Linked DNA regions of Mus musculus: region 2 is linked to region 1. A link is a loop called in an ENCODE intact Hi-C map of the cell type or tissue named here. Cell type or tissue: left cerebral cortex. All regions are shown on one strand. Links, peaks and the distances in the headings refer to the core of each region. The heading gives the core; the rest is flanking DNA.

Region 1 (8,335 bases), core at 124-8,123:
GGCTTCCTCATGTGTATAAGATAAATAACTGCATGTGGCTGGGACAGTAGTTGTAAGGTGCAAAACAATATAGTCTGTAGAAATATGTTTGGAAAGCTGTGGACTATGTGATCGCTTAATTTGGAATTCGTGGCTGTGTTTCTTACAGAGTTTTGCAGGAGTTTCAGTGATAGAACAAGGTTGGTGAGGACATTTAGTAGGCAAAAGAGTGAACAGAGGTAAAATGCTTAGGCTGTGATAGATACTTCCAGTTGTGCAAAGGCACGATGTTTTCCTCTCTATAGGTTGTGTGTTGGGAGCCAGGGTTCCTCTACTGCACTGACTTATCCCTTCAACAGCCCAGTATGTTTATATATGTATTTCCTTCTTTCCTCTTCCTTCTCTTCCTCCTCCATCACTGCCGCCATTGCTGCCTCCCTAGCACTGTGATGATAGATACATGCCACCATGTCCAGCTACAATTCTCCTTATGAATTCCACACTTATGCAAACCTCTTCATGGGAAGCTTAATAGTAAGTTCAGTCCAGTCATTTCAAGACTTATATAGAGTTCAACATTTCCAATTTCTGAAATGGAATTTGATATTCAAGTCATTCTTTGTGTCTGCGACAATTCTCTCTCAGAAACGATAGTCCTCTTCCAATCCAGACCCCTGAACATGTAGTACTGTGAACGTTCACTTATATCAAAGCTTTTTACCAACAAGCATTCTGCAGACTCTGGTACCTGGCTTCCAATCCATGTGCTGTTTTCAGATCCTGAAGTTGAAGGTGGAGAAGTAGTGTGAGTCTAACAAACGTATGGCCTCTGTTAGCAAGTGATTGGCTCAAACCCATGTGAGATTGTGTACAAGTCTGTTCAAGAGGACCCTTAGCCATCACACTACTTTAACGTCAAAGGAAGGAATAAGGAAGTCACCCACTGTCAGGTGGATGACAGAGAATATCTTTGAGTAGAAGTTCAAGATGTGGTCACTCAATGTGTGCTTACTGGACCAACAGTATCACTTCGGGACTTGTTAGTTGTGCAGAACCCTACCCACAATGCAGGCAGGTACATTCAGCCCAAAGAGAACAAATACACAAGGCCAACTGGTCCTATCTATATTAGTGAGGACACGTTTGTTTCCTGCCTTGGCCTTCAAAAGTTTAGGCTCTTTGGTCTCCAAAACATCTAGACTAGTTAACCTCTTTCTGGATTCTGAGATTTTTGGCTTGAATTCAGAGGTATGTGATACGTTTCCCCGATTACAAAGCCTTCAGACTTGGGTGGAGCGGTGATCTCAGCATTCCAGGGTCTCCAGCCTGCAGGTGGCCCATCCTTGAATTTCTCATCTGTCACAAACATGTGATTTCTTTTTTTTTCTTTTCCATTTTTTATTAGGTATTTAGCTCATTTACATTTCCAATGCTATACCAAAAGTCCCCCATAGCCACCCACCCCCACTCCCCTACCCACCCACTCCCCCGTTTTGGCCCTGGCGTTCCCCTGTACTGGGGCATATAAAGTTTGCGTGTCCAATGCGCCTCTCTTTCCAGTGATGGCCGACTAGGCCATCTTTTGATACATATGCAGCTAGAGTCAAGAGCTCCGGGGTACTGGTTAGTTCATAATGTTGTTCCACCTATAGGGTTGCAGATCCCTTTAGCTCCTTGGGTACTTTCTCTAGCTCCTCCATTGGGAGCCCTGTGATCCATCCATTAGCTGACTGTGAGCATCCACTTCTGTGTTTGCTAGGCCCTTTTAACTGGGAATCCAGCAGACTTAGAGAACACCATCTGTATTTCACCAATACACACTCTCAGGTGTATACAGTACCACTGGAGAAGCAATGTTATATAGCAATCTTCAAACTTGTCCACATATTAAAATTTTTCATGGAATATACAAATCCATTTGTTCACACTTTGACCATTGGATAAGAGTCTCTGTGAACAGGACCAAGAAGAACTTGAACAGTGAGTTAATTCAGAGAATTCAGAGGCCCGTGACTGCTTCGTGCAGCTTGCAGGGAGTGCTTCTGTGTTGAAGCTGTGATTCCTTATCTTCTTTGGAGACAGGTTCTCACCATGTCTCCAGGCTGGCCTTGGGTTGGTGGTTCTCCGCAACCATCTCCTAAGTTGGATGACAGGAGCTCTGATTTTCTTTAAAAACAGTACTGCCTTCAGTCTTGTCTCCATGAAAAGCCTCTTACGTTAGTTTCTAGCTTGTAATGGCAACAGGAGAAATGATGAGGTTGTGACCTCAGAATTTTCTACTTTTAACACTTTTCTGAATCTTTTTTTTTTTTTTTTTGGGTAGTCTTTTTTTTTTTCATTTGGAGCAGCATTTTAAAAGTTATTCACTTACATTAAAATTTTCCCCCAAGTATGTACAACTGAGTTTTATTAAAAAAGAAGCCTTTCTACATGCATATTTCATTAGTTTTACGTGACATTTAAAGAGCTTGTATAATTTCATGAATTAGGCAACCAGCATAAGCAAGTTTGGGAACAAACACAATTGGCTTTTTCTAAGGTGCCATAGCTTGCATCTGGAAATATCCCCTAAGATGCCCATGTGTTAGAGCAGTGGTTCTCAACTTTTGACCCTTTGGAGTCAAATGACCCTTTCACGGGGGCCACCATTGGAAAATACAGATATTTATATTACAATTCATAACTGTAGCAAACTTACATTTATAAAGTATCAAGGAAAATAATTTTTATGGTTGGGGTTCACCACAGCATGCGGAACTGTATTAAAGGGCTGAAGCATTAGGAAGATTGAGAACCACTTGGTTTGTTATTACTGGCAGGTGGTGGCACATTAGTCTGCAGCTGACAGAGAGGAGGAGGTAGGGGGCATCTCCAGGAAGAGATGGAGACCTGGGATAGGGGAGGTGCCGAAGAATTAATGGTGGTATCTCTAGCTGTGACTCACAGCTTTGGGGATATGAAGTCTGGGGAGGCTGCTTCCTCTGGCTTGGCAGGAACCCTGGTGGAACAAAAGGGACACCAACCATGCACAAAACTTTTGACTCAAAATTTATCCTGGCTATAAGAAATGTAGGGGTTGAGGATAGAAAAGTGATGGAGAGAATGGCCAATGAATAACCAGCCCAACTTGAAACCCATCCCATGGGCAATCACCAATCCCTGAAACTATTAATGATTATCTGTTATGCTTGCAGACAGGAGTCTGGCATGGCTGATCTCTGAGAGGCCCAACCCACCAGCTGACTCAGATACAGACACCCACAGCCAAACAGTAGATGGACCTTGGAGACTCTTATGGAAGAATAGGTGGAAGGATAGCAGCCCCTAAGGGGGTAGGGACTACACAGGAAGACCAACTAACCTGAACCAGTGTGGCTCTCAGAGACTAAACTACCAACCAGAGAACATACATGGGTTGGACCTAGGCTTCCCCACATACATGTAGCAGATGTACAGTTTAGTCTTCATGTGGGTCCTGGACAACTGGAGTGGGGGCTATCCCAAAAGCTGTTGCCTGTATATGCGATATGTTCTTCTAGCTTGTCTGCCTTGTCTGGCCTCAGTGGGAGAGGAAGCACCTAGCCTCACAAAGACTTGAAGTGCTAGGGTGGAGAGATACCCAGGGGGACCTGCTCAGAGGAAAAGGGGAAGGGGGTGGGGGAAGCATTGTGGGAGGGGCTAACCAGGAGGGGGCAGTGAGTGGTATGGACAGTGAATAAGTTAAGAAACAGTGAGCTTAGGGCTCACCTTTAGTTGGTGGGAGCACTATTCTCGGATGAGACCTCAGCTGTGAGGTGGGCGGCTTTCTTTCAGCATATGTGCTTGCCAAGATGTACTACAAGGACTAACCAATAATTTAATGAAATATGTATTAAGTGATTGTCTTGGGTATTTGTTATAGCAATGGAAAGCTAACAAACTTAAGGGCAGAACTTAATTTTGGGGAACAAAGTGCCACTTTTCTTCAGTAGCTCATGTAGACGCCTGCAGAGCAGCTATCCATATAGTTCCTTAGGCTAGACAGGCTCAATATGTTTCATTTCTCTCTCTGCACTGCTGCCAAATGGCAAGACTTATTAGAAAAAAAATGTCTCCGTTATGTAAAGACACAGTCTCTTGCTCACATTTGATGTTCTAATGGGCTCGTGATTTTGGTCATTAGCTCCCAACAAATATGAGGGCTTAAAGTATTTCTGTTCTCCTTGTTTGCTGGTTGTATAAAGACATACTTTTCAGCTCATAAAAAAATTTTAAAAAATCTTCAGCTAGAAGTGAGAGGAAAGGGGAGAAAAGCTGAGGAGGGACAAGTCTTCAGGTGTTGCTTGGTTGCAAGGACTCCTGGCATTTGGATAAAAGGCGGTTAGCTATTTTCAGATGGAATGTGTTCCCCAAGCAAAATCTAGGCAGTTTTAAATTCCTCTCCAAGTCTCTTTGCAAACACAACACTTTGCATGTGTCCTTTTGTGTACTGTCCAAATCAACAGTGATGCCTCTGCCAGTTGCTGTGGGTTCAGCTATTATGTGAGCAAATGAAACAGTGACAGAAATAGAAACTCCAATTAAAAGATAATGCTACACCAGATCATTCTTGCTCCACATTCGCTCTGTGCACACACACGCTGTGGTACCCTGAGAACACTCACTGAGGACACACAGCTCTGCACACACACACACACACACACACACACACACACACACACACACACACATACACTGTGGTACCCTGAGAATACTCGCTGAGGACACACAGCTCTGCACACACACACACACACACACACACACACACACACACACACACACACACACACAGACACACACACACACACACACACACACACACACACACACACGCATTCTGTGGTACCCTGAGAACGCTAGCTGAGGACGCACAGCACGTTTTAAGGCAGATGCATCTCTTCCCACTCTTTGTAATGCAATGAAGCAGCAGTTCATTGTCATCCCTGGGAGCTCATAAGACTTAATATAAATAAAGCGGATAGCTATACAATGGTAAATGGGGATAGTTGTTTAAATAAACATGCATCCTGCAATACACCCCCCCCCACACACACACTCATGGAAATTGTAGACACCACATATAAAATATAGATGAGCAAACTATTAGGAACCTATGCTGCTCACCAATTAAGGATTTTTTAAATGTGTGTTAGCAAATATTTATAAACTTTAATTTTGTAGCTATATATTTGCCTACTATAAGTTTATAACCACTGTGTAAAACAATATACATTAACTTGTGAGGATGCAAACAACCTAGCTCTTTATTATCTTTAAACCTTGTCACGAATGGGCTAGCAAGATGGTAGGTAAGGCACTTATCTGATGGCAGATAGGTCTATCTACCTGAGTTTGAGCCGCAGGACCCACGTGATAGAAGGAGACCTGAAAGCTGTAAGTTGTCCTCTGACCTCCACACCTTGCTGCAGGATGTTCTCTACTACCAAAAGAAGTGTGTGAATGCAAGTTTTAAAATGTTATGCACACATTCACATGCAAAACTGCCTAATTCAAGACTGAGACCAAAACTCAAATACCCTCAAATATCCATGTTGCCTTTCATAACAGTAAACTCACGGATAAGTATGCCCATTAAAAGATCTCAGATTTGGAAGAGAAATGCATTTTATGTCAGTGAAAACATCGTTATTTGTTTTAATGTCTCACTATAAAACGTTAAGATATCAAATGTAAAAAAAAATCAGAGACTATAGAAGAGTTTAAAGACTAAAACTGAGCTGTAATCCTACCATGCAGAAATGACTCCTTTTAACATATTGATCTTTATAATTTTAGATTTTATTGTGGTCTTGAGGATTAAACCTGAACCTCATGCGTACAGAGCTGTGTTCTACCATTGAGCAACACCCCAGTCCCTAGATATCTTTTTATGAGCACATTTGCATCTATTTACTAAAATGGATCACACCATAATATATTTGGTTAAATTTTAATTTCACCAACGTAGTATGAACATTCTTTTGCTAATGAATTTAGATATCTGCATCTTGACTTGAAATCACTACAGAGTTGTTGACACTACAAATGGATTTACTTGTTCAGTGTACCATTTCCCTTTGACATCTGGGTTCTTTCTCAAAGTAAACTCAAAGTAAATTCTGGGATGTTTTATGCAAATATTGTACCACAAGGCTCCACTCGTCCCAGATCTTCAGCTTGGTTTCTCCCCTGAACCTCAGGACTCTTGTTTTTTCCTTTAGTTCTTGGCTCAATCTATCAATTTCTTTTTTGTGTGGGTAAACAGTCTCTTTGCAAAGTAACGTAGTAAGTGTGATGCAAAAATAACTACGTGTCTTTGAATTGTTCTGCAACAAAAAAGCATTCGTTCTTTTTTCCCTGTCATATTTATACTTCACAATAAATATCAAAGTGGGATATACCAGACATTCTAGCTTTTAAAAAAAGCTCTACAACTGCCTTTAAGAGCATTTTGCATTTTAATGACACATGGAGGCTCCAAATGTGCATGCATGCACAAAAAGGTTTATATGGAGGTATGTAATATGTGAGGATATATAAGCATATACATCATATATATATCACATAAGAATATATACATATTAGATATACATAAGAATATATACATATGCGATGAATGCATATCTCCTTACCTCTTCTCTGCTAAGTGGTCTTCATTTGTCCATTCAACATGTTTGCTTTGAAGAAGAAAACTAGACATTCTTCCTAAAGTTCACTTTTTCTGCCAAGATCTTCATCTGTATGTATGTATGTATGTATGTATGTATGTATGTATGTATGTATGTATTTAACAAAAATTAATGAAAATAGAGGTCTTAAATTTAGAAGAGAGCAAGGAAGCCCATACAGGAGGGTTTGAAGGGAAGAAAGGGGGAGACACAAATGATGTCATTATATTATAATTTTAAAAACAAAAGAAATATGTAAAAAAAAATCCTGAGGGAAGCTGAGGCAAAATAAAATGTTACCTCATGGATACATATTTAAGATACAAGAATAAGTACAGAAATATTTTAAAATGACCAGTCGTATCTGATCTGGCATTATTCAACTTTGTTTGAAAAAATAGCAGCACACATGCATTTCTGGTGCCCATGGAGGCCCAGAAGAGAGTGTCAAATTCCCTAGAACTGGAGTAGCAGATTCTTGCGAGTCACCATGTGGGTGCTGAGAATCACAGCCAGGATTTCTAGAAGAGCAGCTAGTGCTCTTAACCACTGAGTCACTGCTCTATCTCCCCACCCCCACCCAATATGACTTGATAGTCTAGAAAACTCTAAGACCACTTAGCAATAAAAAGTATTGTGTTACCTATAGATATCACAATACAGATGAGCATCAAATAAACTTGTGGTGAGTAAAGGAAGCCAGATAAATAGAGCACATACAATGTAGATTCATTTACATAAAGAAACCCAGAGTGACAGAGAGGAGAGGACGGTTGCCTGGGACAAGGGTCTCAGGAGGAGCAGGAGGGGCCCAGGGGAGAGTTTCTGAAAAGCAGGGAAACACTGGGTAATGGATGTGGTTGCTCTATGGTTGTATTCTAGAACGTATCAAAACTGCATACCTTAAGCATGTAAATTGATGCATTAACCACATCCAATGAAGTAGCTCAAAATAAAAGAGCTGGAGGACGTATTAGTTCAAAATAGCCAAGAAAATATTGTGCAAGCTTGCATGGAGGAACAGCGACATAAAAACCAGCGCTTCGCTGTTGTGCGTTCTATTCTTCCCTTCTATTCTTGTCCTTAATTGAAAGTGGTAAAGCAAAGACATTATTGAAGCAACTCTAATTATTTTTTTTTTCTGGATTAGTCTCTAGCAAATTAAGAAAGAGAAGCTGAGAAAGCCATTCCAGGCCTGAAATAACACCACAGGATCTATCCCCTGAGACAGCTTCGGCTATGGAAGCGTAAGCCCTTCAGTGGCATTCATCTTGAGCAGTGAGGACATCTCCATGGTCACGTTGAGATGAACTTTAGGAAGACACTGCTTCCTCTCCCGCTGCTGGCACGCTTCTCTCTCCCTCTTCTGGTTTTAATTAAATGTCACAGCCAAAAGTGGTTATAGAAACAGATAACCTGGAGGATTTCTGTTAACTCCATACATCCTTTAACATGTGAGTCTCTGCTGGGACTTCTCCATAATGGTTTTCTTGTCTTCTTCTGCCTTGGTGGTCCTCCATGGCATATAGTATTGTTATAACATGTGAGTGAGTTCATGAACAATGTCGCTTTCTGTTACTTTCCTTTTGCATGAAGGTCACGGTGATGCTTTTGAACTTTCAAACCATATCTTTCTTTGCTTTGAAAGTGTCTTTACTTTCCACTTTATT
Region 2 (8,335 bases), core at 290-8,289, 73 kb before region 1:
ATAACTAGCTGCTGAGAACCTTTCATACCTGACATTGAGCAGGAGGAGATGAAGAGATCTGCTAAGGCTTAGAGGAACCACAGAGAAGGATGTCTTAGGGTTTAAAGTACAAAATTCAGGATAAGAAGTTGGGACAAGTATAGAGCAGTGCAAAGAGACCAAGAGAGGACAGTGCCTGGGAAACAGTCATACGAATACATTAAGGGCCGTCAAGCACAGCAGTTGACTGGATAAGGCAAAGAAGCCAGGAATACAGAGGACATTGGCTCTGAATACTTAGGTTCCCATGAGTGACTGAGGGTAGGACAGAGGGCAGTGGCTGTTCCTGCCTTGTGGGCAGCTGGGAGAAGGGAAGCTCTTTATGGCTGTAGCATCAGGCAAGATTTAGGTCCAGGTCTTGAAGGATCAACAGCATGTGATCCTTCAAAGAAGGAAAAAAAAAGGCTCATTGGAGGGCTCAATGCTCTCTGGGCATTGCACCACAAAGCTTCTTCAGGCACAAGTACCTTGTCATACATGGGTTAGCCTTTGAATACGTATCAGGGCAAAAGACTAGGATTTGGTTAGGAGGTACTATCTGAGAGGACAAGGAGAGGAAAAAGGAGACACCAAATCGAAAGCCTGTTCTTCATAGCTGAGGATTGCAGCTTGATATTGCAATACAAAATCAGTCAGTGACCTCCTCTCCAAGAAAGAATGGAATGAGGAGAAATAGTTAACCCCAAAGTATATGTGTCTTTCTGTTCAAAGTCGAACCAAATTGCTGATAAACCATAAGATTACCTTTATATTTCCTGGCTTCAATCTCACCATCACAACCGTTAAGCACTCACTGAGTTATTCATTCCCATTAGGAAAAAAAAATATATTGAAAAATTGACAGGGTTAGCCATTATCAGGCTCAGTTACACCTACCTTTCATTAGGTTTTTAGCATCAGATCTCAAGAATGTGTTTTCCAGGGGGAAAGAAAAAGGAGATGGAAAACCATTGCAGCAGATGGGTTTCCTTCCTTGTCAGAAAGGGCTGACACAGAAGGTACCCACAGGTAGGGTTACACAGGTATAGAAGAATTAAAGATCTTGCTGCCTCTTCCCTTCGTAGGGTAGCCCAGCCATAAAGCCCTGTCAACACCTAGCAAGGGTTTTCTAATAACAGAAGCATTCTTGCAGCTGTTGATATTAAATACGAATGCATCTAAGCAGGCTGGAAAGAGAACTCATGGGTTAAGGGTGCATACAGGTGCTCACACGGAGCAGTTCACAACCTTCGGTAATCCCAGTTCCAACCTACACCCCCCCCACCACCCCCCCACACGATGAGATAAATCTTTTTTTTTTCAAAAGGGAAAGTATGCAAGATCTCACAGTCAGATATCAGCTAACTATAATCACTCATTGCCAATGCCGCTAGGACGCTGGATTTTGCCAATGGGGGGAGGAGGGCGGAGCGGGGTTAGGTGGGGTATCAGCTTGTTTCAGGGTTGAATGTCGTTTGAAAGAAGTCTCCGTGGGCCAGGAGGCCAGGAGACTGTTCTATCAACAGGAACCTGGTTTCCCCTGCTCCACCCACACTTCTCTTCTCGGGAGCAACTAGTTCTAGGTGTGTGAGACCCGCCCGCGCGCCACCCGCAGACCTGCGCTTCTTCCAGGACCTCTGTGAAACTCGCTGCCAAACACAGCTGAGGTAGAATACGCGCCCGCCGCGCCGCTGGTGAGTGTAGGCGGGAGAGCCCTGCGCTCCTGAAGGAGTCATCCTAGTAGCTGGGAACTCGGCAAGAGACATAGGAAGTTCTGACAGAGGAGACCAGCCTGTGTTGCCCTTCTAGGGAGGGAACCCAATGCTCTCTCAAGCCTCTTTTCTTGTGGGATCAGGAGGGAGGGGACAGCCCACGGGTACCAAGCTGCATCCTTTGACCTTCCATTCCCCTCAGACTGGCTTCTCCTTGCATCCTCACTCTCCCCTAGCGGTGCCAGGTCCCCTAAGGACACTCCAGATCTGGGATACAGATATTTCGCAGGAAGAGCAGGTCAGGCATGCTCCCCGCCAAATGAATTATTCTCCTCTGTTCCCCGCAGGACGAGTACCCTAACTTATCCAGAGGTTGCCAGAGGCACCCAAAGCTCGAAATCTTATCCAAACAGTTCAACTTGGACAACTTCTTGGAATGGGGATCCCCGTGCTCTCTGGGGAAAACCGCGCTGGCTGCCCACACATCAGGAGAGGACACCTCGACTTTTCCGGGGGGAATCCCCCTCAGAATCCATCTCTCTTGGCAGCGAGGTGTCCTAAAGAAGCAAATTAAGAACTCTCCAAACAGGAGTGCGCTTCTGGAGTGGGAGGTCGTGGGCAGGAGCCAAAGCGCACAAGTTCAGCACTCGTTTTGGACAGAGAACTCCGTCCTTGTTTCCAAGTCAGAAAGCTCTTGTCCACTGGGGAAAAAAGCAGGGACTGAAAGTCGCTGGGAGGGAAGTCCTTAGGCGTGGGTCGGAAAACTGAGGTGAACTGCAACGCTCGATCTTTGAGCCATGTCGGTGGGAAACTATTCTTTCTCCGGGGCGTGGGGGGCTGGGAGACTTCCCTGGCAAAGCAGTCGACGTAAGCCCAGCTGCTCTGGACTCTATCCCTCTGTCCCTAGGCAGCCTGGAGAACTTGGTACCTCGGACAGCAGCCGGGGCGCACAGCATCCTTTGTAAGGTGCGGTCTTATTTTGCCCCCACCAAGTCAAACACCAACAAATTATTTCTCTGACCTTTCTAATACAGATGAAGGACATTTTAATTACATAACCCATGAAAGATCACCGGAGGCAATGTCGTGTTTGAGAACCGATGGCAGAATAGCTGCATAGCATAAAAAGACAGAAAACTTGCAAATCTGCAACGAGATTGCGCAAGGCTGTCCCTCCTCTGGAAACAACATGTGAAATGTATGGAAAAAAAATCTTACCTTTCGGACTCCAAAGCCGTGTTCTGCTGCAACTTGGCGAGCCTCTTCCTCTCCGTCTTTATGCAACTCCACAAGAAAATGATTCGTGAAGACGGGTCTCTCGGCAGACGCAAAAACCATCACACAGAAGAGGAACCCGGCCGCCTTCCACTGGGATCCACAACCGCCCTCCATCCTTCTTTGGGAGTGAAAAGTGGGGCTGTGAGGCGCGCAGGGTGGTGGAGCAGGGGACGAAGAGGGAAGATGCAAATAAAAAATAGGTATGTAGTTTTTGTTTCTGTTTTTCTTTTTTTTTTTTTTTAAAAAAAAAAATCTTTGTATAGCAAAAGAGGCAGAAAAGAAGCTTGGCAAACAGCAAATCTGTACGCTGTCCACCAGCAGCTGGCTGCCAGGGAAGCCGGGGAGTCGCGCAGCCCGGCTGGCTGGCAGGGGTGCGAATGTGCGGAGCTGTGTGTACCCGAGAGAAAGAGCTAGTGTGTGTCTGTGCTTGATGCTAAATCTGCATTTTCAGCTCCTCCTCGGCTCCAATTCTAGAGGGCTGGAGGCGAGCGCCAGCCCGGGTGACGCGCGCCCGCCAGCGGCCAATGGAGGCCAGAGGATCGGCGGGCCCCGCCCCGGGCCGCCCCGAGCCCGCCCCCGCCCGCCCCCGCCCTCCCCTGCCCAGCTGGCTGCCCGGGTCCCCGGGGGCGCCGCGAGCCCGCGCCCCCGCCAGCTCGGAGCGGCTTTGCTCCGCCCGACCGCTGCGCGCCCAGGAAAATCCCCCCCGCTGCCACCCACTGCCGGCGCCCGGTGATGTCATTGTTTGTGGAAATCTGCACAGCTCCGGGCAGGGAATTACGGTGCGTGCCGCTTCAGAGGCCCCGAGGGGAGCGGGGGGGCCCCCGGCCGGCCGGCCGCTCCCTGTTGCTCTTCTTTGCTAGTCTGAGCTACAAAACAACTCTCCTCTCTTTTCTCTCTTCCCTTCCCCTGTCTTCCCTCCTCTCACTTCTTTCTCCTCTCTTTCCCTCTCCACACCTCTCCCATTCTCCCAATAACAAAGCAAATTTGATCCTTCCCGCCCCCTCCACTTTGGGCAAATCCCAGGCTGGGAAGAGCATCCTTCTAGAGGTGACTCATGGGGGCAGGAAGGAGCTTTTTCTCTGTTCTTTTCCCGGTGCTCCAAGGAGGCCAGAAACTAAACATCTGGCAGTCCAGCGGGAGTCCGGACTGCCCTCCCCCCACCTGCGATGGCTATTAGAGACTCCTCTAGAGTCAGCGCTGCACCTGCATCCCAAGACTGCCAAGGGAGACGTGATGCTTATGCTGGGAGACAGATTCTTAGACTCTGGGTTTGGGGCTGCATCAGGACCAAGAATGTCAGAGTTTAAGGAGGTATAGTCATCCATCCCAGGCGTAGGTCAGGATTCCTGCTAAGAGTCTGGCTGCATGATAATTTAGGCTGAGTAGGCAGGGGGCAGCTGTTGTCCAGGTCCAGTTAACTGCTGAGGTCTGACTTCCCCTTCTTGCTCTAGTGTAAGGAAGTAGATCCAGTCTGCTGTAAGGAACTGAGAACCATTGCTCTAAGTAATGTAAATATTAGCTGTTATGGAGTATATTTACATCGTTTTTTTACCATTTAACACCAAAGTTTAAAAAAAAAGTCCTGTTATAAATTGGATAGTCAGGAAGATGCTTTTTCATGGGAAAGAGCGGAAGAAAAGGGAAAGAGAGAGAGAGAGAGAGAGAGAGAGAGAGACTTACTTGACTTGACACCACACCCAGCTACACCCACCCCACTCTCCTCCTTAGCACAAAATCACAGTGTATACAGGAGACACAGGAATGGTGGACAGGAGAATGCTTACTGTACAAGGCACATCGTCTTCACTGACTTAGCTACTCCCCAGCATTGCTAGAGAAGTATAAGCAAGCTCTGCGGATGGGTTCTATCCAGCTGTAGTCTTCAGCATACCACATCTTCAATTTTGATTGAATTCCTTTAAGACAACCAGGAAAGGCAATGGGGAGGTTTGGTAGCGAGGATTCCAGAATGGAAGCAAGGGTTTTAGAAAATTATTAATGAACTAACAGATCAGCCTGGAAGCCTCGGCTTGGAGCTGCACACATTAGCTCATTTCTGCCAGGAATGCTTTCTTATTATCACTATGTTGTACCACATCACCCAGATCGGGCTATAGCACAAGGATTCCTTACCCAGAGGCCTTCAACTTTTCCTCTACTTTTGTCTTCCTTACAGTTCATCCACGTTTTGAGCCAAAGTACTGGTTTAGTGTGAAGCAATAACCACATGGTCCCTCCTGTTCTGTATTGTCATTTGAGAAAAATAGCACCAAATGTGAGCGTTGCATTAGGTAATTCACCACTGGAGAGAACATTTCAAAAGCAGCCACAGAGATACAAATCCAAGCCTTTAGAAAACAGATCTGAAGAGCATCAAATAAGTCAATTTGGAAGATTATAGGTGCTGGGAAATAGCAGTGCTAATGTATCTAAATCTCTCTGAAATTACCATCTGTTTAGACTACGTATTAATTTCTCTGGAACCACTGAGCAATGCTTCATTTCCTAAATAAACTCCAAGGATGAAATGCCAGTGTGTGCTCAATCTACCACCATGGTTAATCTCACCTGGAAATCTTATTGAAATTTGATTCTCTTGGTGGCAGTGGTGGGAGGTGGTGGGGCTGTTGAGGTAGCTGGATAATGAGGATTCTGCCCTCATGAGTGGGCTACTTCAGTTGTAGATTAATGAGTTATTTAGTGAGAGAGGAAGTGACTCTAGCACACAAGCAAACTTTTCCTGAGTAGCTTTTATTATCTTCTTAAGGGATGCTCTCTATCATGACAGGGTGAAAAGCAAGAAGACTGGCCAGGTACTAATGTCATGCTTTTGGACTTCTTAATATCCCAAACTGGGAGAAATCTTTTCATTATTCATACAGTTTGAGGTAGTTTGTTACAGCAAACAGACAAGTGAATTAAGATGCAAGTCTATATTTTAAATAACTAAAGCTATAAAACCAGATACAGTTTGAATAAAACCTGATAACTGATTGAAGTTTGTTGTCTTTTGTAAAAAAAAAAACAAAACAAAAATAAAAACAAAAAAACCCAAAAAACAAAAAAAAAAAAACAAAAAACAAAAAATCAACAACAAAAAATTACATTTGAGTATTTGAGTTTCTTGCCTTTGTGCATGTATGTAAACCATGTGTGTACCTACTGCCTTCTGAGGTCAGGGAGAAGGCATTAGACCCTCTAGAACTGGAGTTACAATTGTGAGCTATGATGTGGGTGCTAGGAATGGGAACTGGGTCCTCTATAAGAGCAATAAGTGCTCTTAGCCGCTGAGCCAGCATTCCGATGCCCTGAAGTCTGGAGTAGTTCATGTAGTGTATAATTTATCACAATACTGTCAGCACAGAAGAATTAAAACAGAACTTTTGTGATGCAAAGGCTAAATTTTTAATACACTTAAGTACTTACTATAAGCCAGTAGAGGAAATACATTGAAATATTTGATTGGTATTTGAAATGTAAATACACCTTCAGCGTGCACAAATTTGCTCTCCTAGAGAAGTATTATTACCCAAACTCTTTTCTAATATCAGTAGACTTAGACAGAGAAAGCCAGCTGGAGAGAGAAGGAGACAAAGAGGTAGCATTAGTGGGTCTAAGGACTGACGCAGAAACCACTGCAAGTTCTGCTGTGCCTGTCAACAGTGGCCACTTGGCCAAACCATAGAATCTCTGTAAACCCGTATTGCTCCACCTGTGGAAACAGTGAGTTTAGGCATCCTTAGATCCTGAACTGTGCTTTCAGAGATGCTAAAGCCCATAGTGTGGTATAAAGCATTTTCAGCTCCAGAGGTGTTGACAGCATTGCCATGGCTAAGAGATCACTGTTCACAAACCTCCTCCAACCCTTCTTACATGCACCTAAGCTGGTGGACTTGAGGAAATAGCTGACAAGTGTTAATAGTCAGTATCAGATATGAAAACCATTAAGATCTTTGAGTCTTTTATTTTATTTTCTGTTATAGCTGTAGCAACAACATAGGTTGGTGCTAATATGTGTCACCAACCCCAAATATCTTGTTGAAGATATTTTACAATGATCAGAATATTTCCGTTTCATAAACACACACACACACACACACACACACACACACACACACACACACTCACACACACACACACACACACACACACACACACACACACACACACTCACACACACACACACTCACATTTACAAGAATAAAAACTACCTGGGACAAGATTGTGATTTTTCCATCCAGGTGTATTCAGACTCTCTAGGAAGAAGAATTCAGATCCACACACTATCAAGTCGAGGAAAATCTGCTATGTCAGAGACGGGGAACAGGGCAAACCATAGTCATCCATAGGAGGAACTTCTGGACCTGTGCATATTGTTTGAACCACCGCAGAAGGTATCTAATTTTGCTGTCATTTTTTCTTACATAGACTGTAGTGGAACCAGGGGGGAAATAGATATGAATGTCTTAAAGTCATAATTTAAATAGAGTCCTGACTGAATCTAGACAGAAGGTGTATATCTTTAATCTCAGCAGTTGGGATTGGAGGCAGGAGAATTGTGAGTTTGAAGGCTAATCTGGGCTAAAAAAAAATAACCGATTTAAAAAAAAATACACAATCTTATCAAACCAAAGTGTGTTGCCATTTTTGTGGTGTTCATTTGACACTTCAAATGCAGCAACACCACCTCACTTGGTAGCATGGCCTTTCTGTGAACATACTGTGCTATTGTGTCTTGCTGGTAGATTCATCCCATCATCCTGTCATCTCCGTCCTTCCTGTTTTGCTACACATACCCATTCTCAAGATTTCCACAAACAGTTATCTCCTCTCTATGTTTCTGCCACATTCTGATCACCCATGTCCCTCTCCCAGTTAACGCTTGCACCACACTTTTCCATGGTGTGGCGTGGATCCTTTTGCACTTGCTGTGGTATAAGATTCAGGCTCTTGATACATTTAACTCACATGCGCAGGTTATACTCATGCCTACACATTACTGGCATGTGGGTGCTCTTCTCTCAAATTCCTATATCTTTTTACCAATTTAATGTGTTTTTCCTTAAGTGATCTAAGTCTATTTTTCCTTAAGCTGAGAATCTTCAGATGGCGTTTGTTTTCTAAGTCATCTTAAATTAATACAGTGGGGTGAACGCATGGCAATTTACCAAGCATTTTACTGTCGGGAAAGCAGTCAGTCCAGAGAATGTTAGGTGGTGTTTTCTTTGCAACTTCATCAACAAATCCTCAGATTAACTCAGACTAATCAACTCTTCAGAAACAAAGGTACTTGCTTTCTTATTTTCCAAAGTGTTGAAAAATTTGTT

What was found. Hi-C counts contacts between places; a loop is a spot of excess contacts. Peaks named below come from ENCODE experiments on the same cell type or tissue, not always from the same donor. Only the 100,000 strongest peaks of a DNase experiment are listed, where the experiment ranks them.
Region 2: it touches region 1 in a loop (5-fold over the local background); 2 of 42 quality-filtered maps call a loop at or near these places.

Annotation. Positions count from the first base shown.
Region 1 is chr2:143,467,725-143,476,059 of GRCm38, reverse strand. The region is part of intron 2 of Gm33599 (a long non-coding RNA gene); the gene reads left to right. Among named protein-coding and RNA genes, the nearest start is that of Gm33599, 15 kb to the left of the region's middle. In left cerebral cortex, for the core only: no CTCF peak of the experiment used is centred there; DNase peaks (open chromatin) are centred at 4,075, 4,408 and 7,129.
Region 2 is chr2:143,541,278-143,549,612 of GRCm38, reverse strand. It overlaps Pcsk2 (proprotein convertase subtilisin/kexin type 2), which reads right to left and starts at 3,480. Exons shown (of 12, transcript NM_008792.4): 1 at 2,949-3,480. The coding sequence starts at 3,122. It overlaps Pcsk2os1 (proprotein convertase subtilisin/kexin type 2, opposite strand 1), which reads left to right and starts at 1,776. Exons shown (of 3, transcript NR_040354.1): 1 at 1,776-3,208; 2 at 7,250-7,402. In left cerebral cortex, for the core only: CTCF peaks have their summits at 3,521 and 3,801; DNase peaks (open chromatin) are centred at 3,110, 3,465, 3,713, 4,004 and 3 more places; H3K4me3 peaks cover 4,105 bases; H3K27ac peaks cover 3,768 bases.